Linked DNA regions of Mus musculus: region 1 is linked to region 2. The links are chromatin loops, found by intact Hi-C in ENCODE. Cell type or tissue: gastrocnemius. All regions are shown on one strand. Each heading gives the region's core, and the rest is flanking DNA. Links, peaks and the distances in the headings are about the cores only.

What was found. Peaks named below come from ENCODE experiments on the same cell type or tissue, not always from the same donor. Only the 100,000 strongest peaks of a DNase experiment are listed, where the experiment ranks them.
Region 1: it touches region 2 in a loop (2.1-fold over the local background); 7 of 42 quality-filtered maps call a loop at or near these places.

Annotation. Positions count from the first base shown.
Region 1 is chr10:70,040,071-70,044,455 of GRCm38, reverse strand. No RefSeq gene overlaps it. Among named protein-coding and RNA genes, the nearest start is that of Ccdc6, 55 kb to the left of the region's middle. In gastrocnemius, for the core only: no CTCF peak of the experiment used is centred there; no DNase peak of the experiment used is centred there; H3K4me3 peaks cover 366 bases; H3K27ac peaks cover 1,668 bases.
Region 2 is chr10:70,094,666-70,099,050 of GRCm38, reverse strand. Ccdc6 (coiled-coil domain containing 6) reads right to left here and starts at 1,930. Exons shown (of 9, transcript NM_001111121.1): 1 at 1,470-1,930. The coding sequence starts at 1,751. It overlaps Gm51771 (a long non-coding RNA gene), which reads left to right. Exons shown (of 3, transcript XR_003948903.1): 3 at 4,201-4,385. In gastrocnemius, for the core only: CTCF peaks have their summits at 2,009 and 3,934; DNase peaks (open chromatin) are centred at 934, 1,459, 1,980 and 3,808; H3K4me3 peaks cover 4,000 bases; H3K27ac peaks cover 4,000 bases.

The DNA of each region.
Region 1 (4,385 bases), core at 156-4,155, 54 kb after region 2:
ATGTGGGTTCAGGGAAACCTGAACCTAGATCCTCTGCAAGAACAACCACTGAGTGTGTCCACATCCTCGGGATCCACCAGTCTTAGAGAGAAAGCTAAGCTCCCCGTTGTCTCTGATCCAAAGCCCACTGCGTACTTTTTAGTGGGCTTGCTTTAGTGGCTTTCCCCAGGGGCTACACTGTTCTACAGAGTACATACAGCCTTGAGAGTGCATGGAGACATTGCCTGTGTGTTCCAGGGGGAGGACAATGTTTCCCAACACAGCAAGCTCAGGTGTGACCCTCTCCAGATGGCTCCGTCTGACAGCACCATGCTTCTATGTTGAGAAATGCAGAATGCTTCCCCAGCTCACTGGGCACGCATCTTCCAGATCAGCCAAGTGAGGACCGACTTTCTTTTCTCTGACTATCTCTACGCCATGTTAGCAGTCCCCTCTGCCATGCTGCTGAGGACTCAAGGCTGCTGTGTTCTTTCTGGTCCTCTGAGTCTCCTTGCCTGCAAGCCTTTGTGTCCTATATTGATCTTCAAGGTGTCAGCTTTAGTCACTCATCTCATTAAGAACCTGGTCTCTGGCTGTTTGGATTCTGAGTCATGGGGAATCAAGAAACTGCTGTTTGCTTATAGTTTAATGTCCTTGCTCCAGTGTTTGGGGGCCAGTTCTGAATTAAAGCTGTACACAGGCAAACTGTTTGAAGCTGTCTGTTCTGGGTCACATATCTATGAGGACAGAGAACGTGATGGAATCCTGAGACTCTTTTTGTTTGTCTGTTTGTTTGTTTGTCTTTTGAGACAGGGTTGTTGTTATTGTTGTTTGTTTGTTTGTTTGTTTTAAATCTGGACTGTGCTTGTGTAGTCTATACTGGCTTCGAACTCAGAGATCCCCCTGCCTCTGCCTTCTGAGTTCTGTGACCCAGATGTGCTCCACCATGCCCAGCCTGAGAGTTTATTAAGACGAAAGGTTTGTGCAGGTCTATGTAGGTATCCACAGATGCTATGAGTTTATAGTCATAGCTATAACCATGTCGTGTGCAAAAGACAGCACTTTACAGTACCCCTCCTATCCTTAGTGGTTTCTGCCTCTTTTCCCAGGATATCTTCTGAGCCTTAGAGGTACGGAGAGTGATATAGGTGTCTCATTGGCTAAGCACTCAATCTCTCTCTCTTTTTTTCTTTCTTTTTTATTAGATACTTTCTTCATTTACATTTCAAATGCTATCCCAAAAGTCCCCTATACCCTCCCCCCACCCTGTTCCCCTACCTACTCACTCCTACTTCTTGGCTCTGGCGTTCCCCTGTACTGGGGCATATAAAGTTTGCAAGACCAAGGGGCTTTTCTTCCCAATGATGGCCAACTAGGCCATCTTCTGCTATATATGCAGCTAGAGACATGAGTTCTGGGGGTACTGATTAGTTCGTATTGCTGTTCCACCTATAGGGCTGGAGACCCCTTCAGCTCTTGGGTACTTTCTCTAGCTAGCACTCAATCTCTTCTCCTCAGGCCTTTCACCAGTTAGGCATTCCTCTGTTGACTGCATCCAGGGAGAAGAAGCTTCCTTGACTAAAGGTTGAGAGAAGCCTAGGTCTATGGCTATAAACATAAATATCCAGAAGGCAATTTGATCATCTAGGAAAAATAACAATAAAAGTGTTTACTCTAAGACTGTGGGATTTTGACCAGGGTTACAGTAAGCAGGCATGAAACTTCCTCCTGTAGAGCAGGTCTCAGCTCTCAGTCAGAAAGCCGTTAGCCATTCCACGGCAGGCATGCCTTTGTATTAGCATGCAGCATCCAATACAGGAAAGTTGGAGGAAGGAAAAGGGGTGGGGCCTATCTGATCATATTCATTGTATATATTTTCAAAAGTCCTCAAGAATAAAGGACAAAAAAAATGTAGAGACTCTTTAACTTCTGACTGTGCCCCCATTTGAATAAAGTCTCAGGAACACCGTTGCCAAACATCAAAGCGCTTCTTTGGAAAACAGATGGTTTCCTCACTGTTTGCCCAAATTGGTACCCTGAAGAAAGAGACATACAGGACTAGGATGCAGGACCTGTTAAAGTGTTGTTAGTCTTGGGGCTATGAGCCCATGTCCACATTTAGCATAGAAGACTGCTAGATCAGGCTAGCTTGCATAATCCAGTGAGGGCTTGTGTTGTTTGAACTACTGAATCTGGCTTCTTTTCTCTTCCCTTCCCAGCTCTGTAGCACAGTCTTTTTGTACTCTGAGGATCATGGATACCACCTTTTTACTAGTATCCTCCTGGATCACTGTCTATAGTAAACTAAACTGGACACAGCCAACTAGAAAGAATGCTATCTGTAATGCGTTTGATGCTGGTGGGGTTGAGCACAGTTTATACCTCAAAGCCCCAACGTGTCCTATAGGTGGTGGAGAGTATGTAGCATGGGTTTGGGCTTTTATTTCTTATGAATGAAATCCCTGCTCTTTATACTTTGTTCTCAGGAAACTTGAACCATGAGACATAGTCGAGACCTGGCCAGAGAGCCTAAGTGTTTCTCATGACATTTCTTCAAGGAATCAATGTCTTGAGGGACTTGAGTGCTAGGGTCCTATGGTGGTTTGAATAGGAATGGCCTTTGTAGACTCAAGTGTTTAAATGCTTGGTGCATAGGGAGTGGCACTATTAGGAGGTGTGGCTTGTTGGAGTAGGTGTGGTCTTGTTAGAGGAAGTGGGTCATTGTGGGGGCAGGCTTTGAGGTCTTCTATGCTCAAGCCACACCCAGTATGGCACACAGTCCCCTTCTAAGGCTGCCTGCAGATCAACAGGTAGAACTCTCAGCTCCTTCTCTAGCAACATGTCTGCCTGTGTGCTGCCATGCTTTTGCCATGATGATACTGGACTGAGCCTCTGAACTGTAAGGCAGCCCTAATAAATGTTTTCCTTTATAAGAAGGTCATGGTGTCTCTTCACAGCAATGAAACTCAAACTAAGTCAGGCCTTTACCTACTTATTTGGCTGTGTGGGGCCTGGAATAAGGCAGACTTGGAGATGCAGGATCGGGTCTGGCCCAGGTGAGGCGGGTCTGGCCCAGGTGAGGCTGGTCTGGAATTGGCTTGCTTTTGATACTTAATAATCAGTTTCCAGCAGGACTCCTTCCATCAGAAGATAGGAAAATCCAATTCTATGATACCTAAAGAAAAAACAAAGAGACCTTACTAGATCTTGTTACTGAAAAGTTTGGAGTGCAGCTGCCTGCAGTTGCTAAGATGACATCACCAGAATCCCATGTCTTTCCTCTCTTCTCTGTCCTCTTCCCTCTGTCTGGTTCACTTTTCTCCATGTTAGCTTGTCTCTGAGGCTCATCTTCTTTCCAGAGGGCGAAGAAAGAAGAAGAGTGAGGGAGAGAGTTTGAGTCTGGATGGATCATAGCAAGGAAAACATATGAAGAAAAGAGAACAGACATAATGAGAAAAAAGCTCTTCCTCTTGTATGAATTTTCCTACTTCTGTCTTGTAGCATCTTTCTGGCTTTTCCTCATGGCTTCTGGATTTCATTTGTCTTCATACATCTGCTGACTCTTGCATTTTTGAATAATGAAGAGGTGAAAAGTTATCCATGAATCAAAAGATTCTCATTTAACGTTGTTGGCATCATTGTGGGTGAGTGTATAAAGCTAGCTTTGGAAGCAAGGCTGGCGATGTAGTTTGTTTGTAGAATGCTTGTCTGCCATGCGCCTTAGCATCACATAAAACCAAATGTGGTAGTACACTGTAATCCTGGTGTTCAGAAGGTGTAGACAGTAGAACCATGGGTTCTAGGTCATCTTTAGGTACATAGCAGGTTCAAGGCCAGCCCAAACTATATGAGACTTTGTCTCAGTAAAAAACAAAAACAACAAACAAAACCAAACTAACCACTTTTGGAACTTCCTCGGGACTGAACCCCCACTTCCTACTTTAAGTTGACATATTTGATATCTCAGACATTTTTTTTCTTATAGTAGCGTAAGTTGGGAAGCAGAAATGAAACCAAAGACGATGCTGCTGCTGCGGGGTATGGGGGTTGACCTCAGAGGAGCTGGTGATGAACCTCAGAGATGCGGTGCCTGCATCTGGGACAGGGTGTGATGTGGTTTTAGTTGGAGGATGCCTGCTTCCACCCAGGAGCCAATGGTCACTGATGGAGAAGAAGCTGCTGAAGCTGGTAGTCTAGGCGGAGAGCAGGGGCCAGCTGAAACAGAGCCCCAGAGTGGGTGTGCCCTGGCCTAAGCGGCAGGCTGCCCATGAGAGGGTGAATGTTTGTGTCACTAGCTTTCCGTGGTGCCACCCTACCTAAGCCGGACGGAAGACAGCCAGGCGCTCTGTTTCGCTTAAGCACAATCCTCTACCGGCAGCAGTAAAAGTCTGGTAGCATTCTCGGAG
Region 2 (4,385 bases), core at 257-4,256:
CAGATTTTAAATAAACAACAACCTCCAACTGTCCTGTCCCTCTGTTCTTCAACAGCAACTCTGCAGAGTCCTTTCTTAGCCCAGAAAAGGCTTACATGGTTACCTCCACAAACGGCTTTCCTTTACTATCAAAAGGCCAATCCAGTAACTTGCTGCCTGGAGATGTACTCGCATAGAACGGGACTGGTTAAGAGCAAGTAAGATGCTTTTCTGCAAGACCAACTGCTATTTAGGTTGCAAATCACACTGCCTCTCTAGTGGAGACTGAGACCGGCTAGCTACACAAACCAAGGCAGCCATATAGAAGCCACAGGGCACACACACACACACATATCACTTTTTCTTGGCACAAGGGCAGCTTAAATTTGTCCCGTTCTCGTCTCCAGGATATGATCCCTGACCCACCACCAAATCTCTTTTTCTCCACTGGAAGGGTTTCATCTAATCAGCTGTGTGCAAGCGGCTCTGGCAATTTATCCTCCTTGATTCCTTGACATTTTCTTTCCGTGCTGCTGGCTGGGAAACTGTTTTGATCTGAATAGGGTTGTCTGTGGGGGATTCTGCATGTTAATGATGTAGAGTTGGCAAGGATGGGAGGTGAGAGCACAACGCGTACTTTTTCTAGTTACGTTTCGCCTCATCACCGCTACGGGGGCCTTTCCACTCGGCTACACCAGGAGGCTGATCTCAGACTAATCTTACCCTCTTCCAGGGGAGCCTCGAGGGGCCAGGTAGAAACAGAACAGATGGCCTGTGTTCCCGTCAAGTACCTAGACTCACAGGCAAGTACTCCTAAGACTCTCGAACCAATGAAGGAGACGCACGTACATCCTTGCTCAGCCAGGCAGTCCCAGCGGCCACCCTCCATCCTGGTTTCAAGCTCCAACCCTGTCCCAGCCAGCGCCAGACGTTACACTCCCCACTACTCTGTACCCGCCCACCCTCCGGGCCCAAAAGGACAGTGATTCCGAACGGGGTGCTGGTGTAGCCTCAGTGCCCGCCCTTCCCTTTCCATCCTGGCCAGAAAACTCCACTTCCCGGATTCCGGGCCACTCTCTCCCTCCCCCAGCGCCGGCGATCCAGCAAAGCGCCGTCCTCCTGCCAACTGGGGACCCAGCCCAGTGGCACACCCCGTCTCCCCAACTAACCCCTGGACAGACCCCAGCTTCGTCCACTCACGGGGGCTCCGGAGAGGGTGTCCCTCTATTCGGAGCCTTCAGGCACCCTAGGGTTGAGAAAGTCCCACCCCGCCCCCCCCCCAGCCACGCCGCCAGCCTCTAGCCCTGGCTCGGAGGGACCTCCACCCTAGGCGACGAGGGGACGTTGGGGAGTCTCCCTAGGCACCTCCAACACCTCAAGGGAGGGAGGGCGCTCGTGGCCCCAAGGCCCGCTCTCTGTGCCCGCAGGCCCGCAACCCCGCACGGGGGCGCGCACTCGGGGGTCCCCCCTGGTCCGCGGGGTGCACTCACGATGGTCACGCTGGCTTTGCGCAGGTCGCGGTTCTCCTCCTGCAGCGCCTTGCACTTGAGTTTGTAGGTCTCCAGCTCTATCTTGAGCACCTTGTTCTCCTGCTGCAGCGAGGCCAGGCGGTTGGTGAGCTCCTCCAGGCGGAACGGCGAGATGACAATGCCCCCCGACTTCCCGCCGCCGCCCCCGCCGCTGCCGCCCGAGGTCGCCGAGCAGGACGACTGCATGGCTGCCGGGCCGCCGCCCGCCGCGTCCGTGTCGCTCTCGCTCGCGCTGTCCGCCATGGCTGGGCGAGTGGGCGCGGGGAGCCGGGCGCCGAGGGCCGGGCGCGCGGCGAGTGGGCGCGCGGCGAGTGGGCGCGGGGCCGGGCGCGCGGCGGCGGCGGGGGAGCTGGGGAGCGGGGGAGCTCAGAGCGCGGCGCGGGCGGGCGGCAGGGCGCAGACGCGCGGCGGCGGCGGCGGAGAAAGAGAGGGCGCTTCCCGCGGCCGCGCGAGCTGCTCCGCCAGGGAACAGAGACCCCGCCCGGACTCGGGCAGTACTGCAGCGCCGGGACTCTGGCGCGCTCCGCGGGGCCGTCCCCGCAAAGCCCCAGCCCCAGCGCTCTCCTAGCAGCTGCACACAGACGCTCGAGCCCCCGCCGCCTCCCCGCGCACGTGCTCCCGCCCCGGAGGGTCCCCTGCGTCCCCGGGCCCCAGCCCCCCAACACACACACATACACCGCCGCGCCGCGCCGCCTCTTCCGGAGAAAGGCGGACCCCACGCAGCGCCAGCCCCGCAGGTGCCGGGACACGTGGGAGGGGCAGCCGGGCTCCTTGGGCCACCCCACCCTCCCACCCCCGCTCAGCTGGAGCCTGGCACCTTGGATCGGCGCCGGCGCGCGTGGATCTCCCCCAGGGTGCCCCGTGCAGACCGCGCTTGGGGCTGGGAACAGAAAGTTGCACTGCAGTGGGTCGAAAAAGAAGAGTATCTGTGTGTCTGTCTGTGTGTCTGTGTATCTATTTCTCTCCCTCTCTGTGTGTCTGTCTGTGTTGTGGCATGTCGGCAGCCACAGGTTAGCCTAGCTTGCCACAAGGCCCCGGTGCGTCCAGTTGTTTGAACCAGGCGCCACCCACCTTTTTCTCTTTACCTCCTGCAAAGACTCTGCACCGGTCACGGGGATAGGATTAAGAAACCAAGATTTGTCTAGTTAAAGAAACGGGAGCTTTATTTAATTTTTTTTTTTTTTTAATCTCAGAAGGGTTGAAACAAACTTCAAGTACCAATTTTCCAAAGTAACTGCAGGCACAATGCTAAACAAATAACCACGATTAAGTGAGGGGAACTGTATAACCATTATTATCCGCTGCTCTCCAACTCCTACAAAACTCCAGGAGCTAAAAAATAAAACCGTAATTACTACTGTAGAGAGCCCAGCTTCAAAGAATCAGAAATTCAAATACTGTTAGGCCCCTCCCTCTTAGGAGAGCTTGCTTGTAGGAAACAGGCCTAGCAGGTGAGAAGGGTCTAAACACTTCACCTCCTGATACAAAACAGCTTTCGTTTCTGGGGGAAAAAATGGAAAGTGAAACTAACCAGGCGGGCTTTATTATCCAAGTTTAGTCGACGGAAGAACAAACTCATGGAAACAAAATGCAAAATAAAGGGGTGCGGGATGAAAAGTGTTTTCTGGCTGTCAACTGTTTTATAGTTTTATAAAGCGCTTAGCCATGACTACATGGCTTTCCTGGCTCATAACCTTGTCTTTAAACCAAATTGGATCCAGTGGTTAGACATGTTTCGTCCCCACTGCTAAATAGGAACTGGTCTCACCTCGGAATAACTCTTAACCTGCCAGGGGTGAAACCTTGACCTCAGGTTTACCAAGATGGCTGCCTCTAGTCAACAACCCAGACATGCTAACTTCGGTGAGCCCTCCCACCCCCCAAGACGTCTCCTAGGTAGGCTTGAGTTTAGAGCTAGGAACACAGTCGGTGAAGCAAAATGTAACAATAAAAGTTAAAAATCCAGGGGAGTGCAGGAGAGCCTTTGGCTTTGCTCTCCAGCAGCAGAGCACCAGTGTAAATAATCCTCTGCTGAGGGAGCCACTTTGTCACTGAAGTTTACTTGGCTCCTTGACTTTTGCCATGTTGGGTCTGGGACAGGAGACACTCGGCTCCTTCGGTTACAGGACGCTTCTGGAAAAGCAGCTCGCGGGGTGAGATGGATGGGGTAAGGGGAGCACTGCCCGGGACTGGGGTTTAACTGCATTCTTTCCGCTTTATTCAGGGCAGTCTGGGGTGGGCGTGGCTTCCATACTTCACAAGTTTCTATTGTTCTTTTCTCACCCCACCTCCAGATTGCGGGGTTTGGAGGGCTTACAGCCCTTGGAGCATTCTCTCGGGAGTGAGGGGTGGGGACTAGCTCTCTCCGGTTTATCCCTAAAACTTACTGCCTTGGGAAGCCGACCTGCAGGCTTCCAGTCGGCAGAGGGGTGGAGTTTGAAGTGCCTGGTTTTCTTAAAGGGCCCGTGTCAGGCTAAGCTTGAGAACATCTTGGTCTTCCTTAGGGGAACTACAGTTTTGGCATGGTATCTGTAGTTAATCATCGGCTTGAGAAGATATTAGGAGAAAATTCTCATCTTCTCAAGCTTCCCTGCTGATACAGATGAGAATAAATTGGAGGATTCTTCTCCCCCATCCTGGTTTTTATTGTTACTGCAGAACAGAAGCTTACCTAATTTTCTACTTCTTGTAGAACTGATTCCCCTCATAAACAGACGATTTGTCACGACGCTGGTTCTGTAATAGCATTACAATGGAAACACCAGATACAAAACAGATCGGATCATTGTAAAAAACTCCTCAGCGTTCCAGGGGAAATGAATCAGAAGGTAGGTGGAAGGCTGAGTCCCCTGCAGGAAGAAGGGGCAAGGGAAGATG